2 separate regions of the Homo sapiens genome follow, and region 2 is linked to region 1. The links are chromatin loops, found by intact Hi-C in ENCODE. Cell type or tissue: gastrocnemius medialis. All regions are shown on one strand. Links, peaks and the distances in the headings refer to the core of each region. The heading gives the core; the rest is flanking DNA. Region 1 holds the start of LOC124907912 (a long non-coding RNA gene). Region 2 overlaps TTN (titin).

Region 1 (5,543 bases), core at 222-5,221:
AAGAAAAAGGAAGCTCCCCCAGCTAAAGGTACAGTGGCTTTCGACGTAAAGCCCTATCTTTTATCTTTGATACAAAATATGTTGTGTTTAATTATCTGTTCATTGAGTTAGTTTAATTCTAAATGAATGTTTTGTGGTGAGAACTGAACAAAAGTGTCTGTCCACCCGTCTGCTTTCTTAAAAAAAATAACTGTGCATAGCTACTTTAGAAAATATAAAGTCAATTCTAAAAATGTCTCTTCAAGTTCCTGAAGTACAGAAGGGAGTTGTGACAGAAGAAAAAATAACCATTGTAACTCAAAGAGAGGAATCTCCACCACCAGCAGGTACTTAATCCCATCTCCATGAAATAACCTTGTCTTTCCTTCAAGCCTCTTTAATTGCATGTCTTCTTTAATTGCCACTTCTATGTTGCTCATTTATTTGGCCTTTTTGACAAATTTTAAAATTCAATACTATCCTTTAAGTGCCAGAAATACCAAAGAAGAAAGTTCCTGAAGAAAGGAAACCTGTTCCTCGGAAGGAGGAAGAAGTTCCACCACCACCAAAAGGTATTGTTTCTCCATCTTCCCAAGAACTGTCTTTATGTTCCAGTGATTTTGTTAGTTTTGTGATATGAGTGCACTGTGGGTGTATTTCTTTGTTTTGCACTGGGCTTCAATGAGATCACATTAAATTTCTAAAAGTGCATAATGTCTCTAAAGTGCCAGCTCTGCCTAAGAAACCCGTCCCAGAGGAGAAAGTTGCAGTGCCAGTTCCTGTCGCTAAGAAAGCTCCTCCTCCCCGAGGTAGGATTTGCCTCAATCCTCTGACAAAAAAAAAAAAAAAAAAAAAAAATCTTCGAGTGTGTTAAATTCTTGCTTTTTCCATCTGGTCTGTGCTTATACTGATCCATTGTCTCACTTGCAGTGAAACTTTTGTGTTTATGTCCTTGTGATATGTAACTTGTTTTCCCATTTTGCTAGTCAAAGTGGTGTACTGTGCAACTCTTCCCCAAATTCTAGAAAGTGAGAATTGTTAAAATTCTTGATTTTAAACTTCAACTTTAACACTTTCTTAAAGCTGAAGTCTCTAAGAAAACTGTTGTAGAAGAAAAGAGATTTGTTGCTGAAGAAAAACTATCCTTCGCAGTTCCTCAAAGAGTGGAAGTCACGCGGCACGAAGGTATATAATCGGAAGTCAGGGGATAAATGAGTTTGTGTGTGTTTCCTCAAAGTCTCTTCTTCTTCCACATGTGATTGTTTACTTTAGAACATGTCCTCATCAGTTATTTCTCCTTATGTTGGTATTAGAATGTGTCTACCTTTTGTAGCCTTCTGGGACTGAGTCTTTTGTGTCTATGTTGGCCTTGAATCATTCGAAGGAAGTGGATGAGTCCCGAAAATGTTATAATTTTGAAAGTGGCCACACTTGGACATAACTCAAGTATCATTCTCAGTCTTGGGCTGTACTTGCCCTCATCTTAAATTAGCTTCCTCCTTCTTATAGTGAGGAAGTACCATGAAGCTATGTCCTAAGCAGATAGAAGAACAGTTATCCATCTGTAGTGACCACATGGCTGTATATACATCTGTATCTCAGCAGGCTGAATTTAAATGAAACCTTATCTTTTAAAGTATCTGCAGAGGAGGAATGGAGTTACTCAGAAGAGGAGGAAGGTGTGTCCATTTCAGTTTATAGAGAAGAAGAAAGAGAGGAGGAGGAAGAAGCAGAGGTTACAGAATATGAAGGTAAACAATGCAAATAAGCTAGAGATGATCTGGGGTTTTGATGAGGTGTTTTCTTTCACAAATTGTCTACAGACCAATGAAAAGAGACAGAAAAAAGTGACACAAATTCAGTGAACATCTACCAGTCTCATTAAATGAATATTTTGATCAAAACACAAGATTCAGGAGGATTATACTAGATTAGAGAAATCCAGTGTATTTCTTCTGCATCCCTTCTTACTTGCCTACATAGAATAAAAGAGGCTTCATATTTATATATAATTAATCAGGGCAGGTATCTCCATATACATATATCCTTTCATTAAACAGGACTTGGCTTCAGCATGGTGGGCTGGCATAAGCTTTACCTTAGTAGCCTAATGCCTAATTGGTGTTTCTCAAACATTGCTTGTACCACAATCCACAGACAGAAATATATTTTATATTATAATCCTTTAATTTTTTTATTCTAGGCATTTAAAAAATACAAGTTATAATCCATTAAGTCAATTGCAGAAGTCACTATAATGTCTTAAAATGTTTTAAAATGAGCAAGAAAATATATTACCTCATTACATTCCAGGAGTCAATGCCATATTTGTGAGTCTGAAGCCCTGAACACATAAGGCTTTCCTGTATTTTACATATGGAGAAAACCATTGTGTTATATATGGGATCAGACTGACTTGTTACTCAGATCTTTTCATACCTATAATGCTAATTATCTATAGTTTCTTAAGGACAGAACCAACAAACTATTCCATTGGGATATTTTTTCAATGAATTAAGGCAGCACCAGGTTTCCAACTAAAATCCAGCATTCTGGCTAGAGCCATGTGGCCAAAAGAACTTTCCTAAGAAAGTTCCTAAGGTCTGCTTTTAAAGAGAAATCAATAAGCTCCTTAACCAAACTAACTCTCTCCCCAGTGAGAAGATGAGTAGAATTGAAGTACATTTAGATGTCCCAAGTATCTGTTTTTATCTGTCTAATAAAAGATGGCACACCATGCCCCTTTTTTCACTTGGAACAAAAGCCCATGTAAAAATCCAAGGTGCCATAGTCTTAGTGGAATGCCTTGGAATAGGCCAAGATGGGACATGACTCCCAGGAGGAAATCCATTAACTCTGTTGTGCTTCCTGGAAGAGGCCATGATGGTGGACATAAGTCAGGAAGCTGGTAGATTTGAAGACGACTCCATCTTTTCTAAAAGTGTTTGTAAAACCAAACATAGTCTGATTTCAACTTTTGACACTATAAACTTCCTGTAGTACTCCAGACTCTAGTTAAAAGGAGAAACACTGTGATTATTTTTATGTTCTCATTATGCCCCAAAGATGGGTGGCTTGTTAGGTTTACTTTCAGCGTAAGGAGCAGATATGTTTTTAACCAGACACTTCTATTCCTTATTTAACTTTGACCAGGCATGGTGGCTCATGCCTATAATCCCAGTGCTTTGGGAGGCTGAGAAGGGAGGATTGCTTGAGCACAGGAGTTCAAGACCAGCCTATGCAACATAGCAAGCCCCATTCTACAAAAATTAAAAAAACAGCTAGGCATGGTGGCATGCACCTCTAGTCCCAGCTACTCAGGAGGCTGATGCAGGAGGATCATTTGAACCCAGGAGTTCGAGGTTACAGTGAGCTGTGATTACACCACTGCATTTTAGCCTGGGCAACAAAGCAAGACATTGTCTTAAAAAAAATTAAAACTGGCCGGGCGCGGTGGCTCACGCCTGTAATCCCAGCACTTTGGGAGGCCGAGGCGGGTGGATCACGAGGTCAGGAGATCGAGACCATCCCGGCTAAAACGGTGAAACCCCGTCTCTACTAAAAATACAAAAAATTAGCCGGGCGTAGTGGCGGGCGCCTGTAGTCCCAGCTACTTGGGAGGCTGAGGCAGGAGAATGGCGTGAACCCGGGAGGCGGAGCTTGCAGTGAGCCGAGATCCCGCCACTGCACTCCAGCCTGGGCGACAGAGCGAGACTCCGTCTCAAAAAAAAAAAAAAAAAAAAAAAAATTAAAACTGTATACACTTAGGCTCAAAAATCATGTGAAGCCTCCTGCCTCTTCTACCATACCTGCCCCACAAAACTGGCGGGGAAAACAATATGGAATATTATCTTACAATTCACTTAAATCCTCAAGTATGTTTCTGCCCTGTGGCCTTCAAATCTACAGTGCTCTGCTATTTGTGAAACTCATCTTCAAATTCTTCTGTTCTTATTAACTCAGCTATTATAATCGTTTCTTGTCCCGTACTTGTCCTGTCGTTGCTGTGGATATAAGCATTATTATCTGTATGACACATTTGAAAATTAAGTTAATGAAACCTATTTCCCATTTCCCATACTCTTCATTAACGCATGTGCTTTGATTAAAATGCTCTTTGAGTATTTTAAATAGGAACAAGCAGGGGTTTGGCAAGGGTTAAACTTTTGCTATTTTGATTACTCTTTGAAGTGATAAATTAAAGCTAAAAATAAACATGAAAAACACTGTAATTTATCTTCTTTAAAACTGCTGTCTTTAAAGTGATGGAAGAGCCTGAGGAATATGTTGTGGAAGAAAAGCTGCACATTATTTCTAAGAGAGTGGAAGCTGAGCCAGCTGAAGGTATGCTGACTCTTTAATTAGTTTTATCCCTATGTTAGCTTGTCTCCTTCTTTATGTTTCCTTATAGCTAATTTGTCATCCATATTGCAAATATTGATAAATATCATGTCTAATAAAAAGATCCCTTACACTTTTATCGAAAAGAAATCTAGACATTTCTACAAACATATTTTATAATCTTTTCAAGTGACAGAGAGGCAGGAGAAGAAAATTGTACTGAAACCAAAAATTCCTGCTAAAATAGAGGAGCCTCCACCGGCTAAAGGTATGATTTCTTTCAAAGAAATGCAACACTATTTATTTTAATGTATATAATAATACCTTCACATTTGCATAACTGTCTTATGCATAACAATTTGCATAACTGTCTACGTTTTGTCAGAACACATGTATGAACGTATTTACTGAGTATAGTCATTAACGTTTGTATATATGTGCAATCTTTTCAAAAAGTGAATGCTAAGCCCCACAACTGTGTCACTTCATATGTAAGGCAAACTCATATTCTTAAACCTAATCTTTCTAAAGTTCCTGAAGCACCTAAGAAAATTGTGCCAGAAAAGAAAGTTCCTGCTCCAGTTCCTAAAAAGGAAAAGGTGCCCCCACCTAAAGGTATATTGGATTTTATTTTATTCTCAAGACTGTCTTTTTTTAATCTTAAATTGATACATTCTTCAGATTTTTTAAACATTAACCAGAAAATAAGTGTGCCTGTGTTTAGTGTTTTCCATATCGTATGTTTGATGGTATTGCCTGGTATCTTTTAAGTGCCAGAAGAGCCAAAGAAACCAGTTCCAGAAAAAAAGGTTCCTCCAAAAGTCATTAAGATGGAAGAACCTCTCCCAGCCAAAGGTAAACAAACCTCCCCAGCAGAAAAACTAGGAACATATGGCTTGTCTTTCTTTCTCTCTGCTGCTGTTCTTTGGGTCATACTGTTTATATGTTGGTGGGTGACAATGGTGTCTTTGGGTAGAGTATTACTTGTGATGTTTTTGTGTGTGTGCCTTGTAAATTCTTCTATTCTAAAATCACAGTACTTTCTGGCTAGTATATTTTTTACGTCCACTTTGATATAACTCCCTAATCCTAAAATTATCTTTTAAGTGACTGAGAGGCACATGCAAATTACCCAGGAAGAAAAAGTTCTTGTTGCTGTAACTAAAAAAGAGGCGCCTCCAAAAGCAAGAGGTACATCCGCCCTTCCATTATGCACAATATTG
Region 2 (5,109 bases), core at 41-5,040, 85 kb before region 1:
TACAGCTGTGTACTTGTGGAAGATGAAAATGTCAAAACGACTGCTAAACTTATTGTTGAAGGTATTCAACAACGAAGGATTTCATTGTTTACCTAAGCTCTAAAGTCACCCTTAGCATGTGGTAAAATTAGCTATGCAATTTTTCTTTCATGAAACAATTATTTGGAAATTGACTATAAGTTTCATAGCCAGAATCATAAATTTATGTTCGTAATTAAGAATGTTAACAATTTGACCATTTGGATTTTTTAAAGTAGTATTATCTTGATTTTTAGCTTTTAAGTTTTTTATTGAAGCATAATTCTTTACTTTCAAAAATATTTAAAAATTAAAATAAAATAACTGCTTCTTATTGAAAATTTATCTCTCAGCCCATCAGCGGGTAGATATTAAGAATACACCTGATAGTATGGGGGAGATAAAAGACATACAAGACATCATCTCTATCCTAAGTCTAGATGCATACCTCTCCAAAAAAATTGATTTATCTTTCTGTTATACACTTCAGGTGCAGTTGTTGAGTTTGTGAAAGAACTTCAGGACATAGAAGTTCCAGAATCATATTCAGGAGAATTAGAGTGCATTGTATCCCCAGAAAATATAGAAGGAAAATGGTATCATAATGATGTGGAGCTTAAATCCAATGGCAAATATACAATTACATCTCGTCGTGGACGTCAGAACCTCACGGTCAAGGATGTAACCAAGGAGGACCAGGGAGAATACAGCTTTGTCATCGACGGGAAAAAGACAACCTGTAAATTAAAGATGAAACGTAAGTCCTCCCATTCCTGTCAGCCTGCAGTGAGCATCATTATGGTTTATTGATAAAAAATGATCATAACATTCTTTTTCTCCCCATATTTCACAGCCCGCCCCATTGCTATCCTACAAGGACTTAGTGACCAAAAAGTCTGTGAGGGTGACATTGTTCAGCTTGAAGTTAAAGTCTCCTTGGAAAGTGTGGAAGGCGTCTGGATGAAAGACGGCCAAGAAGTGCAGCCCAGTGACAGGGTTCACATTGTGATAGACAAACAATCTCATATGCTGCTCATTGAAGACATGACTAAGGAAGATGCTGGAAATTACTCTTTCACCATTCCAGCCCTTGGCCTCTCCACCAGTGGGCGTGTCTCTGTCTATAGTGAGTCCTAATTATAAAATTTTATGTTTACACTATTAAGCAACATAAAGAACTTCAAGGAGCAGACAATTTCAACAAAATTCATTCATCTTGTGTGTGTATGATTTTGCAGGTGTGGACGTGATAACACCTCTAAAAGATGTTAATGTGATTGAAGGCACCAAGGCTGTGCTTGAATGTAAGGTGTCAGTCCCTGATGTGACTTCTGTTAAGTGGTACTTAAATGATGAACAAATCAAGCCTGATGACCGTGTACAGGCCATTGTGAAAGGTACTAAACAGCGACTAGTCATTAACCGAACTCATGCTTCAGACGAAGGACCTTACAAGCTGATAGTTGGCAGAGTTGAAACCAACTGTAATCTCTCTGTAGAAAGTAAGGATTATTCTACCTATCTAATAATTACTTTAAGCATTCTACTTTCCCAGTGTAACAATAACCAAGAGATTATTTTATTTTTTCCCCAGAAATTAAAATTATCAGAGGTCTTCGTGACCTTACCTGTACAGAAACTCAAAATGTGGTGTTTGAGGTTGAGCTGTCCCACTCTGGAATTGATGTCCTGTGGAATTTTAAGGACAAGGAAATCAAGCCCAGTTCTAAATATAAAATTGAAGCACATGGAAAAATATATAAATTGACAGTTCTAAATATGATGAAAGATGATGAAGGAAAATACACATTTTACGCGGGAGAAAATATGACATCTGGAAAACTTACTGTGGCAGGTTGGTATATTTATTAACCTAAATTCTTACGAGGAGTGATTGTTATTTTAAGAAATTATTATTCATTTCCCCCAAAATTCCTTTCAGTTTCCCACTTCCATGCCTCTGCTTATGCTGTTCCCAAAGCCAATAGTACTTGCAACACCATTCCCACCAGCCTAAATTACAAATGTTCTTCTAGGCCTACCTCAAACGTCACCTTCTCCATTAAACCTTCCTTAATCTCTCCATTTGTATATGATCTCTTCCTCATCCAACCCCAGGATCACTTTATATGTGCCTCTTTCCTAGTGTTTATTATGCACTTGTCTTATTCCCCATTTCCTCTTTCAATATCAGTGTATAAACTCCTGAAATCTGGAATTCTATTTGTATATTCCAATATATTGCAAATGACAGATAATCAATTGGTGTTTGCTGTATTGAGCTTTATTTAAACTTCCTTACTCTAAAGAATTATTTCCTTTTTTAGCCATTCTTGCTTCTTTAGCCTTTGTGCCTTTTATTTTCTTCCTACTTTTTAATGAAATCAATAAATATTTTCAAAATACAGCTTAATGTAACTGTATTTCTTATGATATCATGTAGAAATAAGACCATCATTCAGTAGAATTTCTTAGCTTTACAATGAAGAATAAAAAATGTAAATCAATTGCCAGAAAAAACTAGAAGTCATCATTAATTTGTTTGGTTCATTACAGTTTAAATTTTGAGGAGTTGAGATGTTACATTCAGATCGTGTTGTCCATTACATCTAGTATTGAAGCAAGTCATATGGTAATGATTTGTCTTATTTGGTATGAAAGTTTCATGGTTTATACTTACTTACGTTATAAGATTTCTTCAGAGATCGGACCATGAAAAGACTTGTAAAACAAAATTTCAGATTCAGCATTTTTATACATTTAATATAAATTACATGTTTTAAATGTGTGGAAACAGGAATAAACTATGAACTCCTCTGTGATTTCACCCAGTGTTTTTAAAGTACCTACCATTGGTCAGACACTTGTAGAAACTCAGGACACAAAACTAAATAAGAAATGATTTTTTTCTTGAGAAATTCATAATTTAGAGAGGACAGATACATAAGCAACTAGCTTGTTAAAGCAGTAATTATTTCTGCTAATGGATGATAAGAGTGGAGGCAATGGGGTGAAACTTCATAGAATGGGCGACATTTGCCAACACAGTGATTTTTAATATATAGAAATCCTCAATGTAGTAGAAACATTGATGACTCGTACATTTTGTTTAGCAAATTTTTATGTAGTCAAAATATCAGATTCCCAGGAAATAATCATTAAAAGACCAAGTAAAATGCTTTTGAAGAAGAAGGAATTGGGTTAGAGACTATCCTGGTGGTATACTGTTCTAAGAATTTCCTATTAATTCAACAGTTATTTTTTCTTCACAAAACTTTTCTGATTCCAGTATTTCTCCTAATTATCAGTTATGCATACTTAGAATAAGGGATTTCTTTGGTACCTTCTCAATATGGGTAAAAACAATCATAGACATTTCATGATTTCAAAATCATGTTCTTAAATTTGATATTTTATATTTACTTCTGCAAAGATTTTCCCATTGTGTGAATATGTTTAAAGGACTCATACTGTACATCTCTTGTTCCAAAGGTGGGGCCATCTCCAAGCCACTCACAGATCAGACCGTAGCTGAATCCCAGGAAGCTGTGTTTGAATGTGAAGTTGCCAACCCAGATTCCAAAGGCGAATGGTTGAGGGATGGCAAACACCTACCACTGACTAACAACATCAGAAGTGAGTCTGATGGCCACAAAAGGAGACTTATCATTGCTGCCACCAAATTAGATGACATTGGAGAATATACCTACAAGGTGGCCACCTCCAAAACATCTGCCAAACTCAAAGTTGAAGGCAAGTAACATAGGATTTGTCCTTTTCAAATCATATTACAATCTTGATCGTTATCGTTTTAAAAGACAAACGATATGGCCATTTTGGATACCATAAATTTTCATTTCATAAAGTCATTCTAGATCCTCTAAACCTTCCTGAGACACATTCCACAAGGTACAAAATTGCTTATCAAATGCGTTTATGCAAAAAAGCCATTTCTTAGGTTAAAGCTCTGTGAAACAGCTAAATCAGACACTGATTCTCCATTCGTCTTTCACCCTTCTCCAATCAGTCTATTATGCTGCTAATACATAGCTATGCAAACTTCATACTACTAAAGCATAGAAAAATCATTTCACGATGTACATGTCCAGTTGGATCCCAGGTTCCCCTAAATAATCTCAGGTGTTTTTTAAAACAGAGGTGCTGCATAACTGTAAAATGTTTGGTAGCCATTCTTTTGCAGGGTGAGTAAGCAATGATCTTGTTCAGGACTTCTTTTCCTTGATGATGTCATCTATATTTTCTAACCCAATCATAAATTTGTCTTTAGCTGTCAAAATTAAGAAGACTCTGAAGAACCTCACAGTGACAGAAACACAGGATGCTGTTTTCACTGTCGAGCTTACACACCCTAATGTCAAAGGTGTCCAGTGGATCAAAAATGGAGTTGTGCTGGAATCCAATGAAAAGTATGCTATCTCTGTCAAAGGAACAATTTACTCTCTGAGGATTAAAAACTGTGCCATCGTGGATGAGTCTGTTTATGGCTTCAGGCTTGGAAGGCTTGGAGCCAGTGCCAGACTGCACGTGGAGAGTAAGTTGATTTAGAAACACTTTTCAAGCAGTCAGCCCATGGTTACCATTAAGTTAACCCTATCACTGAATTGCTCCAATTTTCCTCTTAGCTGTCAAGATCATTAAAAAGCCAAAGGATGTGACAGCCTTGGAAAATGCCACTGTTGCCTTTGAAGTTAGTGTTTCCCATGACACTGTTCCAGTAAAATGGTTCCATAAGAGTGTGGAAATTAAGCCAAGTGACAAACACAGACTGGTCTCAGAAAGGAAAGTCCACAAGCTGATGCTGCAGAACATCTCCCCCTCAGATGCTGGGGAATACACAGCTGTGGTCGGGCAATTGGAATGCAAAGCAAAACTGTTTGTGGAGAGTAAGTATCAGGCAGCCCCCTACAGCCCTTTCCTTAATGAACCCCATGTATCTATTTGTTTGGTTTCATCTACTTTTTAAACAAATTGTATTAACTGAAGTGCTCTTTGATTTTACCAAGCATTACATATTACAAAAACCATGAAAAATATCGAGGTGCCTGAGACCAAAACTGCCTCTTTTGAGTG

Evidence for each region. Hi-C counts contacts between places; a loop is a spot of excess contacts. Peaks named below come from ENCODE experiments on the same cell type or tissue, not always from the same donor. Only the 100,000 strongest peaks of a DNase experiment are listed, where the experiment ranks them.
Region 2: it touches region 1 in a loop (2.5-fold over the local background); 1 of 110 quality-filtered maps calls a loop at or near these places.

The regions. Positions count from the first base shown.
Region 1 is chr2:178,684,298-178,689,840 of GRCh38, reverse strand. It overlaps TTN (titin), which reads left to right. Exons shown (of 363, transcript NM_001267550.2): 122 at 1-28; 123 at 246-326; 124 at 468-551; 125 at 705-788; 126 at 1,063-1,164; 127 at 1,617-1,730; 128 at 4,243-4,323; 129 at 4,511-4,588; 130 at 4,852-4,935; 131 at 5,092-5,175; 132 at 5,428-5,511. The region is part of intron 1 of LOC124906100 (a long non-coding RNA gene); the gene reads right to left. It overlaps LOC124907912 (a long non-coding RNA gene), which reads right to left and starts at 1,703. Exons shown (of 2, transcript XR_007087321.1): 1 at 1-1,703. In gastrocnemius medialis, for the core only: no CTCF peak of the experiment used is centred there; no DNase peak of the experiment used is centred there; H3K27ac peaks cover 1,301 bases.
Region 2 is chr2:178,769,873-178,774,981 of GRCh38, reverse strand. TTN (titin) reads left to right here. Exons shown (of 363, transcript NM_001267550.2): 29 at 1-61; 30 at 509-775; 31 at 872-1,144; 32 at 1,257-1,520; 33 at 1,613-1,873; 34 at 3,511-3,771; 35 at 4,307-4,570; 36 at 4,662-4,922; 37 at 5,043-5,109. Among named protein-coding and RNA genes, the nearest start is that of TTN, 35 kb to the left of the region's middle. RefSeq lists an enhancer at 201-1,400. In gastrocnemius medialis, for the core only: no CTCF peak of the experiment used is centred there; no DNase peak of the experiment used is centred there; H3K27ac peaks cover 1,902 bases.